Regions from separate parts of the Homo sapiens genome. Here region 1 is linked to region 2. Evidence: chromatin loops called from intact Hi-C (ENCODE). Cell type or tissue: psoas muscle. All regions are shown on one strand.

The links. Peaks named below come from ENCODE experiments on the same cell type or tissue, not always from the same donor. Only the 100,000 strongest peaks of a DNase experiment are listed, where the experiment ranks them.
Region 1: a loop joins it to region 2, with 4 times the contacts of the local background. A loop is called at or near these places in 8 of 110 quality-filtered maps.

What each region holds. Positions count from the first base shown.
Region 1 is chr3:126,200,564-126,205,563 of GRCh38, reverse strand. All of the region lies in intron 1 of ALDH1L1-AS2 (ALDH1L1 antisense RNA 2), which reads right to left. Among named protein-coding and RNA genes, the nearest start is that of ALDH1L1, 22 kb to the right of the region's middle. In psoas muscle, no CTCF peak of the experiment used is centred here; no DNase peak of the experiment used is centred here.
Region 2 is chr3:125,964,546-125,969,545 of GRCh38, reverse strand. ROPN1B (rhophilin associated tail protein 1B) reads right to left here and starts at 368. Exons shown (of 7, transcript NM_001308313.2): 1 at 146-368. It also overlaps the pseudogene ALG1L1P. In psoas muscle, no CTCF peak of the experiment used is centred here; no DNase peak of the experiment used is centred here; H3K4me3 peaks cover 195 bases.

The DNA.
Region 1 (5,000 bases), 240 kb before region 2:
CAGGAACACCCTTTCTCCAAGTGTACCCACTCCCTAGGTACACCCTCTCCCCAGGTGCACCCACTCCTCAGGTATACCCTTCCACCAGGTGCACCCTCTCCCCAGGTGTACCCTTCCCCCAAGTGCACCATTTCCCCAAGTATACCCACTCCTTAGGTGCACCCTTCCCCCAGGTGCACCCTCTTCCTAGAGGCACCCACTCCCCAGGTGCACCCCCTCCCCAGGTGTACTCTTCCCCCAGCTGTGCCCTCTCCACAGATGTACCGTCTCCCCAAGTGCACCTACTCCCCAGGTGAACCTTCTCCCAGGTGTACCAACTTGCCATGTGTACCCTTCCCCCAGGTGCTCCCTCTCCCCAGTTGCACCCTTTCCTGAGGTACACTCACTCCCCAGGTACACCATTCCCCCAGTTGTACTTTTCATCCAGGTGTGCCCTTCCCACCAGATGCTCCTCCCCCTGGTGTGCCCTTCCCCTGGGTGTACTTGACTCACTTTCCTTCAGTAGGTTTCCGCTCAGTTATCACTCTATCATGAAGCTTCCCTCACCACTCTGTTTAAAATGCAACCTCCCTCAACTCTCCCTCTCCTCTCCCCTACTTTATTTTTCTCCATTTCATATAGCTGATAATTCCCATCTTTATTATGCTTATTGTCTGTTCCCAGTCAGGTAAGTCCTATGTGGTGTTTTTTTGAAATTTTGTTCTTTGCTATATCTCAGTGTCTGGGACAGTGTCCAACATATCCTAGGTGCTCAGTACACATTTATCAAGAGAATGAATGGATTGGACACATCCATCTCCCTTCCCTGACTCTGAACTTCTGGAGCACAGGGACCCTGCCTTTTTCATCCAGGCCAATACATAGCAAGTGCTTGTTTAAATGTTGGTTGAACTCAGTGGCCCACCCATTACAACATAAAGACACCAATACTTTCAGGAAGCTTCAGCGAAAAACCCTTATAGAAAAAACTCTCCCAGGTGTATGCCCTCTGCACCAATTGCAAAGCTCTCGACCTCATTAAAAAGCATTTCATTAGAAGGTGACTGATATGGTTTGGATTTGTGTCCCCGCCCAAATCTCACCTCAAATTGTAATCCCCAATGTTGGAGGAAAGGCCTGGTGCGGGGTGATTGGATCGTGTGGCCAGATCCCCACTGTTGCTCTTGGTATAGTGAGTTCTCATATCTGGTTGTTTAAAAGTGTGTGTCACCTCCCGCCTCTCTCTCCTCTTCTTCCTTCTCTGGCCATGTAAGATGTGCCTGCTTTCCCTTTGCCTTCCACCATGATTGAAAGTTTCCTGAGGCCCTCCCAGCTATGCTTCCTGTGGAACCATGAGCCAATTAAAACTTCTTTTCTTATAAGTTACCCAGTCTCAGGTAGTTCTTTATACAATGCGAGAACAGACTAATACAGTGACCTCATTGGGATTTATGCAATCTTATCAGAAATGAAATTTCACAAGTCCACAGTATCAGTGCCATGGGGAACCTAAGAATCCCGGAAGTCAAGGGCAGCTCTTTGCCTGTCCTGAGCCCTCAGCACAGGGAATCAGTGCTGTAATTGAACTCACTGGAGTAACCCTATAAATGGAGAGATGGCCGCGTGTGAGTCTAAGCAGAACTGGACTTGGCAGGGAGGACCCAGGCAGCCCAGGGACACGGTGCCCATGTTCCCGTTTCCTGTAGAACTTTGCAAGCATGATACCCATCTCTAGCATGAGCCATCAGGGCCCCAGCATGGACCTGAAATCAGAGCCTGCAACCCCCGTGTCTCCCTCCTTCTCTTTCTCAGCCTACATCCCTGCTTCCTTAGCCATCAGGCCCTGCTAGGGAGGCTGTCCCAGCCCTACCTGGCCTGACCTTTGGGGCCTGAGAGGGTAAGTCCAGCCTAGGTGTGTGTGTGGGGGGGTGGGGTAGACAACAGCCAACTGCCTTAGGAGCAGGTTCCCTACACACAGACCCCTGCTCCCTGAATGTGGCAGAGGGATATCCAAGGACGTGTATGTGTTTGCCTGTTCATTAGCTCACTAAGCCCTGCCTTCTGCAGACACCCTGGTGGTGCTAGGTGTACAAGGATGAGACAATGGACCTCCCCTTCTGCACCTGAAGTGGGCCTGCTGCACACATCCAACAAGAGTGGAAATACCAAACACATTAATAAGTGCTTCCAAATAATACGCTTGCACAGCTATTGCCCAATGAGTAATTTCTGATATGCTCTGCGGAGTGTTTGTCAGGACAGATGAAGATTTATTCCTTGTGCCAGCCCCCTTCTCTGCATTTTCCCTTTCTCCCCAACCCTCCAATCTCCCAGTACGGATGTAGTAAAATATTGATAAATTTTACAATCTATTATACATTAGTAGTCTATTAAGACTATGTACCACACTGCAAACGCAATAGTAGTATATGGTGGGGTTTTTTCCTAGTCCAACTTTTTGTTTCGCTTAGAGTTAGTGATGACCTCATTTTAAAATTTGCTTCATTTTGGTGCACTGATCTTTATTTATTTTTTCAAAATGCTGCATTAGACCTGTCAAGTACATGGCCATATCCTTTATAAGGTGCCTCATCTTGCAGACTCTGTCAACCCCACTGTGCCCCAGCACCTCTGCCTTGCTGCACAGGACCTCTGGCTGCCCAGCCTGCAGGCATCCTGAGACTGACTGTAGCCCGTGTCCTGTACCAGTACCCGCCCCCACGGCTCCTGCATCCAGATCTTGCTGTTCCTTTGTTTGTTCTGTTTTTTTTTTCTTTTTTTTTTTTTTCTGGATTGCGTGCTCCAGTGGCTTCTAAAAAAGAGTTTTGAGGAAGGGGGCATATTTTCAGTCCTTCTTTGAGTTAACAAGTGCTCCTGTTTCATTGTCTCATGTTTCATTGGGAATAAAATATTTAAAAGTGGGTTCCTGTCTTCCTTTCAAGTGCAGCACCACCTTTTTCCAAGATGCTGTTGTTATTTGCATCCTAGTTTCCTTGTCCAAGAGCTGTGTGGATGTGGTTGTCAGCATCTCTCCTTTCCCTTTCTCATGAATGTCTGCTTCGCAACTCATCCTTAGTGGGCATGAGGCCAGTCTTTGCCATCTGGGTGTCCTGGCCCTTCAAGTCTGAAATGGAACTGGCTGAACTTCCCACCTGCTGTGGTGGAGTCTGGGGCCGTAGCTAAGAAGGCACAACACTGTGATTGTCTGAGAATGTCTGCAATTGTCTGTGATTGAACGCTGTGATTGTCTGAGAGTGTCTCAGTTCAGTGGTCAGTCTATTCCCTACATGTCTAATAAATGAAAAAAGTTTCATACAGTAACTGGAAGTCAACTAGAATATATGCGACTTCACTTATTGTTCAATGTTGGGTTGATTCATGGGTGGATTTTCTAAACCTTTCATCTTTTATGGGTTGATTTTCTAAACCTTTTATCTTTTATGTTATTTTCCATTTATTCATCATTTTAATCTAATTTTTGGAAGGTGTTTCTAACTTTATATTTCAAACCTATTGAATGTCATTATTTCACTTATCTAATTATCTTCTTAGAATCTTTCTTGTTTTCAAATTATTTTTTTATTGAGACCAAAGAAGCTACATAAAATGTTACAAGCCTAAATTTGAACTGAAAGTTTCAATATCAATTTCATTTTGTTTTTGTTTTTAGAGACAGAATCTCACTCTGTCACCCAGGTTCAAACTCCTGGGCTCAAGCCGTACTCTTGCTTCAGCCTCCTAAGCAGCTAGGACTACAGCTGCATGCTGCCATGCCTGGCTAATATATTTTTTAAAAAATCTGTAGAGACTGTTTTGCCCAGGCTGGTCTTGAACCCCTGGCTTCAAGTGATTCTCCCACCTTGGCCTCCCAAAGTGTTAGGATTACAGGCGTGATGCTTGAATAGTAACAAGAGTTTTTGCAGGATAGTAACAGGCCTTCAGTTCTGTACACAAACAACAGTAATAGCAATTGCCTCAGGGAAGTCCAAAGAGGGTGAGTGGGTTGTTAACTTTTTCTCTATTCATTTTTGGATTGTTTCGTGTTTTATACCAAGCACATATTCCTTTTGTAGTTAATTTTAACCTTATAATAATTTCTGTTTACAGATCTTACATGTTGTGTTTAATGGGTTTTGGCAGTTTCACAACCTGCACAGCCACCATCTCGAACAAGCTAGAGGACATTTCATTGCACCAAGAAATATCCTGGGGTTGCTTTCCGGTCAACCCCACCCTCACCCAGTGACTGTGCTGACTTTTATTACCATACATTAGTTTTATCTGATCTCAAACATCCTGTAGAAAAGTCACACAGCATGTACTATTTTGAGTCTGGCTTCTGTCACTTAACATAATATTGCTGCATGTATTCCTTCCTTTTTATTAATAAATAATACTCTACTGTATAAAAGTATTAATTTTTTTATTCATTCTCCAATTGGTGGGCATTTGACTTGTGTTCAGGTCTTGACTATGGTGAATAGGCTGCTGTGAACATTCTACAAGTCTTTGTGTGGATGTATATCTTCATTTCTCTTGGGTAAAATACACAGAAGTGGAATGGCTGGGTCAAAGAGTGCATAGTTAATTTTTAATAACATAATTTGAAAAATAAAGCAAAAAGCTACAGCAATTACAAAAGGTGGTGGCCAGCCCAGGAATAAGCAAACACCAACTGCAGAGAATGGAGAATATAAGAATGTGTGTGCTTCCCATCTTCAGCCTCAAGCGGGCCCTCATGGCCACAGCCACCTCAGGAACCCTCCTTAGAACTCTTCAGTAACATTTGTAGGGGCCATTGATTTGAATCAGGCTCCTCTCCTGCATCCAGCAGACCAAGCCAATATGGAGTCACTCATGCTAAATGTCACTAATTTCCTTAAGAGTATACTAAGGCAACAAATAGCTGAGTTTGGTTAGTTAAGGCTTGAGCCTTATGTCATAGTAGGCAGTCAGCCGACCCAGTGAGATAAAACGCTGAGCTGTAGCCAACTTAGTTGTTCTTTTTGCTCCATGTTGGT
Region 2 (5,000 bases):
CCTTCCCCTTGCCCTCCCCTTGCCCTGTGAACAAGGAGAGGCTCAGAATCCAGGGGGCGTCCGGCAGGGCTCCTCCCTCAGACCAGCGCAGCCCTCGGGGCGCTCAGAGCCCTGCCCTCCCTCCACTTCCCCTCGGGGTGGCTACCTCAGGCTCGCTCCCAAACCGGCTGTCTGGCTTCAGGCGACACCTGGCGCCTGGCCTCAGGCGAGAGGTGTGGGGAGAGACCGAGTGCCTCCCACCCTTCTTAAGAAGGAGAGCAGTAGAACCTCGGCGGGGAGGGCAGCAGCGGCCGGGGGTGACAGCAGCGGCGGGGCACGACCGCCGTTAGCGTTAGACGTTAGCGCTCCGCCTTCGCCTGGCAAACCCTGCGCGGGCTCCGCTGCCAGGTCACCAGGGGTAGCGCCGGGCGCGACGTCACAGAGCCGCCCCGCCTCTCCTGCAGCGGCGGGTTCCCAGGGTCCCGCTAGGGCGCTGCTAGGGGACGCTGAAAGCTGTTTTGGGCTTTGCTGGTGGTGGAAGGACCAGACGGCCTGGAGGGTTAAGGACTGGGCTGGGGACGTTAGGAAACCCGGGCTGGGGGCGTTGGGGGTGGGGCGGAATGTGTAGCCATTGACGGTGCGCTTTTGTAGGTGAGAGGGCAGAAGTGGAGCTTGATCTTTCGGCTTGTGGAAAGTGGACAGGTGAGAATTCCTCAGGAATCATAGCAACAACACCTCTTACAATGCGTTTTTGGTGCCAGGAATTGTTCTAAGTGCATTACACACATGAACTCATTTCATCCTTACTGTCACCCCATGAGGCAAGTACTATTGTTATCCCCATTTTTACAGATGAGGGAACTGAGCACAGAGAGGTTAAACTTGTCCAAGATGACAGTCAGCAAGTGACAGAGTCAGGATCTGAATCTGGGTTGCGTGGTCCCAGATTCCTCACTCTTGACCTTATAATGCTAAGAAAGGGGCATGGAGTGGATAGGAACAGAGCCTGAGATGCCTGGGGACAACAGGGAAAGATAGAAAATATTTATAGGGTAGAATGTGGTCACTGTGCCAGGGCACTTTTACAAACATGATGACATCAAAGTTTCACAGTAAACTCTGAAGGTAGATATTACCTTCGTTTTAGAAAACAGGCTCAAGGCTTCGAGTAATTTTGCCTGTGATCAAACAGCTGGCAGTAGGGCCCAGGGCCCAACTTGTCTCCAGGTCTTCTGATTTCAAGACTGTTGTTTTTGTTTTGTTTTGTTTTGCTTTGCTTTGTTTTGAGACAGAGTCTCACTCTGTTGCCCAGGTTGGAATGCAATGGGGTAATCATGACTCACTGCAGCCTCAATCTCCTAGGTCTAAGCAATCCTCCCACCTCAGCCTCCCAAGTAGCTGAGACTACAGGTGTGTGCCACCACACCAGGCTAATTTTTATATTTTTATAAACAGGGTTTTGCCGTGTTGCCCAGGCTGGTCTTGAACCCCTGGGCTCAAGTGATCCACCCCCCCTTGGTCACCCAAAGCACTGGGATTACAGGTGTGAGCCACCGCACCTGGCCTCAAGACTGTTCTTTTTAAGCACCCAAAGAGGCAAGAAAAGCCCCATCTTTCTCTGCTACACCCCGTGTCACTTCACACCCATATGAAAGCTGCTCATTGCATCATGTAATCCTTCAGTCCATTTATACTACAGTGTGTATTAGTCTAAATCAATTAATTCACCCAGGGTCTTCAGAGCTTTCTCTGGTTGTGAGATGAAAGCCTTTGTCTCTCCCTAAAGCAATTTTAAGCATCAGTGAACAAGTGGGGGAACTAGATTTTTGGCTTATGCATGCAGAAAGCTTTTCACAGCCTGTTGTCATCCATTTGTAAAGAGGCCACTCTGCTGGCATTTGTCAAAATCCTGCAGGTCCTTGCACACCTGGAGAATCCTGGATGGTCTGGGGACGGCCACTGCCCACAGGGCAAGATCTGGGGATGAAAGAAACCTAGTCACTAGCTATCACCTATCTTTCTGAGGCCTCTGTGGAGGGGCTACCAGGTGTTGGTACAGGCACCTGACCAACAGAGTGTGCCTTAGGTTGGGAGGGGGAGGCTGGAGGCTTGAGGGCTGCAGGTGCATCTTCCAGGATAACAAGAATGCTCTGGCCACTGGAGTCTGTTCTGTTGTATGCACATGAGATGAAGGTGTGCCAATCTCTTCCTGCTTTCATGCTGAGTAAATAATACTGACAGGAATGAATAATAATGATCTTTGTGCAGAAGAACAGGTTTTTCAGACAAAGCACTAACAGCTGGAGATGGAAGATGAAATAAAATAGAATTTTAGAGTAGCAGGTTAAACACAAGGGAGGAATTTCATAGCACTGTCTGACTGAGGTGATTTGATGTCTGTCTGTAGGAGGCCAGGTTGAGAGGCGTAGGTTAGATTATCCTTGATCTATCAGTCAATAAATAACAGGATACAATAAATAACAGGATACAGTCAAGAGAATATAATTTTACAGGGAAACGATAATAACACAATTCAGGAAAGTTGCTTTCTTCTAAAACAGAGGTAAGAGTAGAGAGGGAGGAGCACATAGATGTTACCGGTAGTGGTCCAGCTCTTGGGGTGGATGGTGGGTTCATGGGTGTTTATTATGTTTCAGTAAAAAAATCTGTCTTATATATTACAATAAAAACTTTTATTACATAAAATCTTTTATCAAGTAGGTTACATTGTTTTCTGCTATTTTCTTGTACAAATGAATATCCTTTCTTATCATTTCCCTTGTTCTACTAGATAATTCCCATCAATATACAAACATGCTCTAATTTCTCCCATCATTTTCCTCTTCAGCTTTCACCCATTTCTCTGCTTCCCTTTATTGCCAAGTTCTTTAAAGAGTTGCCCATACCTGCCACCGCTAATTTCTCTCTTCCAAATCTCTTTTTAATCTACTTGAACCAGGCTTTCATCCCCATCACTCCACTGAAATGACTTGTGTCAAGGTCCCCAGTGACATGCTGTTAAATCCAACATCATCTCTCAGCCTCGGCTCAACCTATCAGCAGCATTTGATCCTGTTGATCACTTTCGCATGATTGAAACACTTTCTTTCCTTGGATTCCAGGACATCACACTCTTGGTTTTTCTCCTTTCTCATTGGCTGTTCTTTTGCTTGTTCTTCCTCCTCTCCCTGACACTTTAATCTTGGAGTGCCCCAGGATTTACACTTGGACTTCTCTATCTACATGCACTCTCTTTTTTATCTCATTCAGTTTCATGTTTTGGATATTACATTTATGTCTTCAGCCCTAATCCTTCCCTAAACACCACAGTAGAACATCCAACTGTTTACTCTGCACCACTGGATGTCTAATAGGCTTCTCAGACTTAATACACCCCAACTGCACTCCAAGATTCCTCTCCAAACCAGCTCCTCCAGGCTTCCTCATAGCAAAATATAGCAACTGTAAATTCTAGTTGCCCAGGCTAAAAACCTTGGCATTATCCTTGGCTGCTTTTTCTCTCACACCTTAAATCCAATCAGAGCAAATGCTATTGGCTGTATCTCCATAAGTCATTCAGAATTGGAGCACTTCTCTCCACTTCCATCACCTTGGTCCAAGCAAACCTCATCTCTCACCCGGACCACTACAATGGCTTCCTAACCCATCTCCCTGTTTCCGCCCTTCCCTTCCGATGGTCTGCTCTCATCACAGGTGCCCAATCAAATTACTGAAAACCTAAGACTGATCATGTCATTCCTCTGTTTAGAACCCTCAGTGGCTGCCACATTATGCAAGTAAAAGTCAAAGTAACCCACAGGCCCTTAAACTCTCTGAACCCATCATTTCCTCTTTTCTCCTTCCTCACTTCCCTCCAGCCATGCTGGCCATCTTATTATCCCTCAGAAAGGCCAGACCCTCTCCTGACTCAAGACTTGTGCACTTGCATTTTGTCTGCCTGGAACATGATTTCCTCAGGTATCCACAGGCTTCACTCGTTAGCACCTTTAGTTTTGTATCCAAATGTGACCTTCTAAGGGAGTCTTATCTGACTCTTTTAAGTTGAACACCAATATCCCTTCCAACTCCTCCCTTGCTTTACAATCATTACATACTATGTATTTTTAAATTTTTGTTTTATTGATTTCTCTATATTTTTTCCCTGGAGTGCATGGGATTCTGTTTGTTTTAGTCACTGATGTATTTCGGGAGCCTAGAACAGAATTGTGCACATAATGGGCACCATAAATATTTGTTTACTGAATTAAATTCTCCTTTTTTTCTCTCCTTCCACCTTGCTTCCCTTTCCTTCCTTCTTCTAAGAGGCCCTTCTGAAAAATGATACTTCAGTGTCCATTGAGATTTGCATGTTCAGTATCTTAGGGACCAAAGTTCTATTTGGCCAGGTGACGACCGGTCTGGCACCAGAGAGTGGGAATCCTGACGGTCTTCTCTACCATCTCAGCCTTATACTAAGTATCAACTGTCTCATACTAGCTATGAGCTCAGAAAATCAGTTCTCCCTATCCTGTGTGTCTTATACTGTGGCTCACTTCCCCCAGATCTTAAGTGTGCCATTTCATAGGAGGAAACGAGAGTGACCCTGTCCCACCTGCTGCTTGGATCATGGTGAGGCTGGGGCTGAGCAGTGATGATGGGTACACCATACTCGGGACCTTGGCTCAGGTTCAGCACAATTCTGTGATTTAACTGTGGGGTGTGGTTGTTAGACTCCCCATGGAGCCAATCAACCCTGTGTACATAAACTCCTTTCACATATACATTTGTTTTCTTTTGCTGCATTGCAAATTACCACATACTTAGCAGCTTAAAACAACACAGATTTCTGATCTCAGTTTCCACAGGGCAGGAGTCTGGGTGGGTTAGCTGGGTCCTCCGCTAAGGGTCTTGCCCAGCTAAAACCCAAGTGTTGGCTAGGGCTGTGCTCTCATATGAGCCTTAGGGTCCTCTTCCATATTCATTGGTTGTTGACAAAATTCAGTTCCTTGGGGATGTAGGAC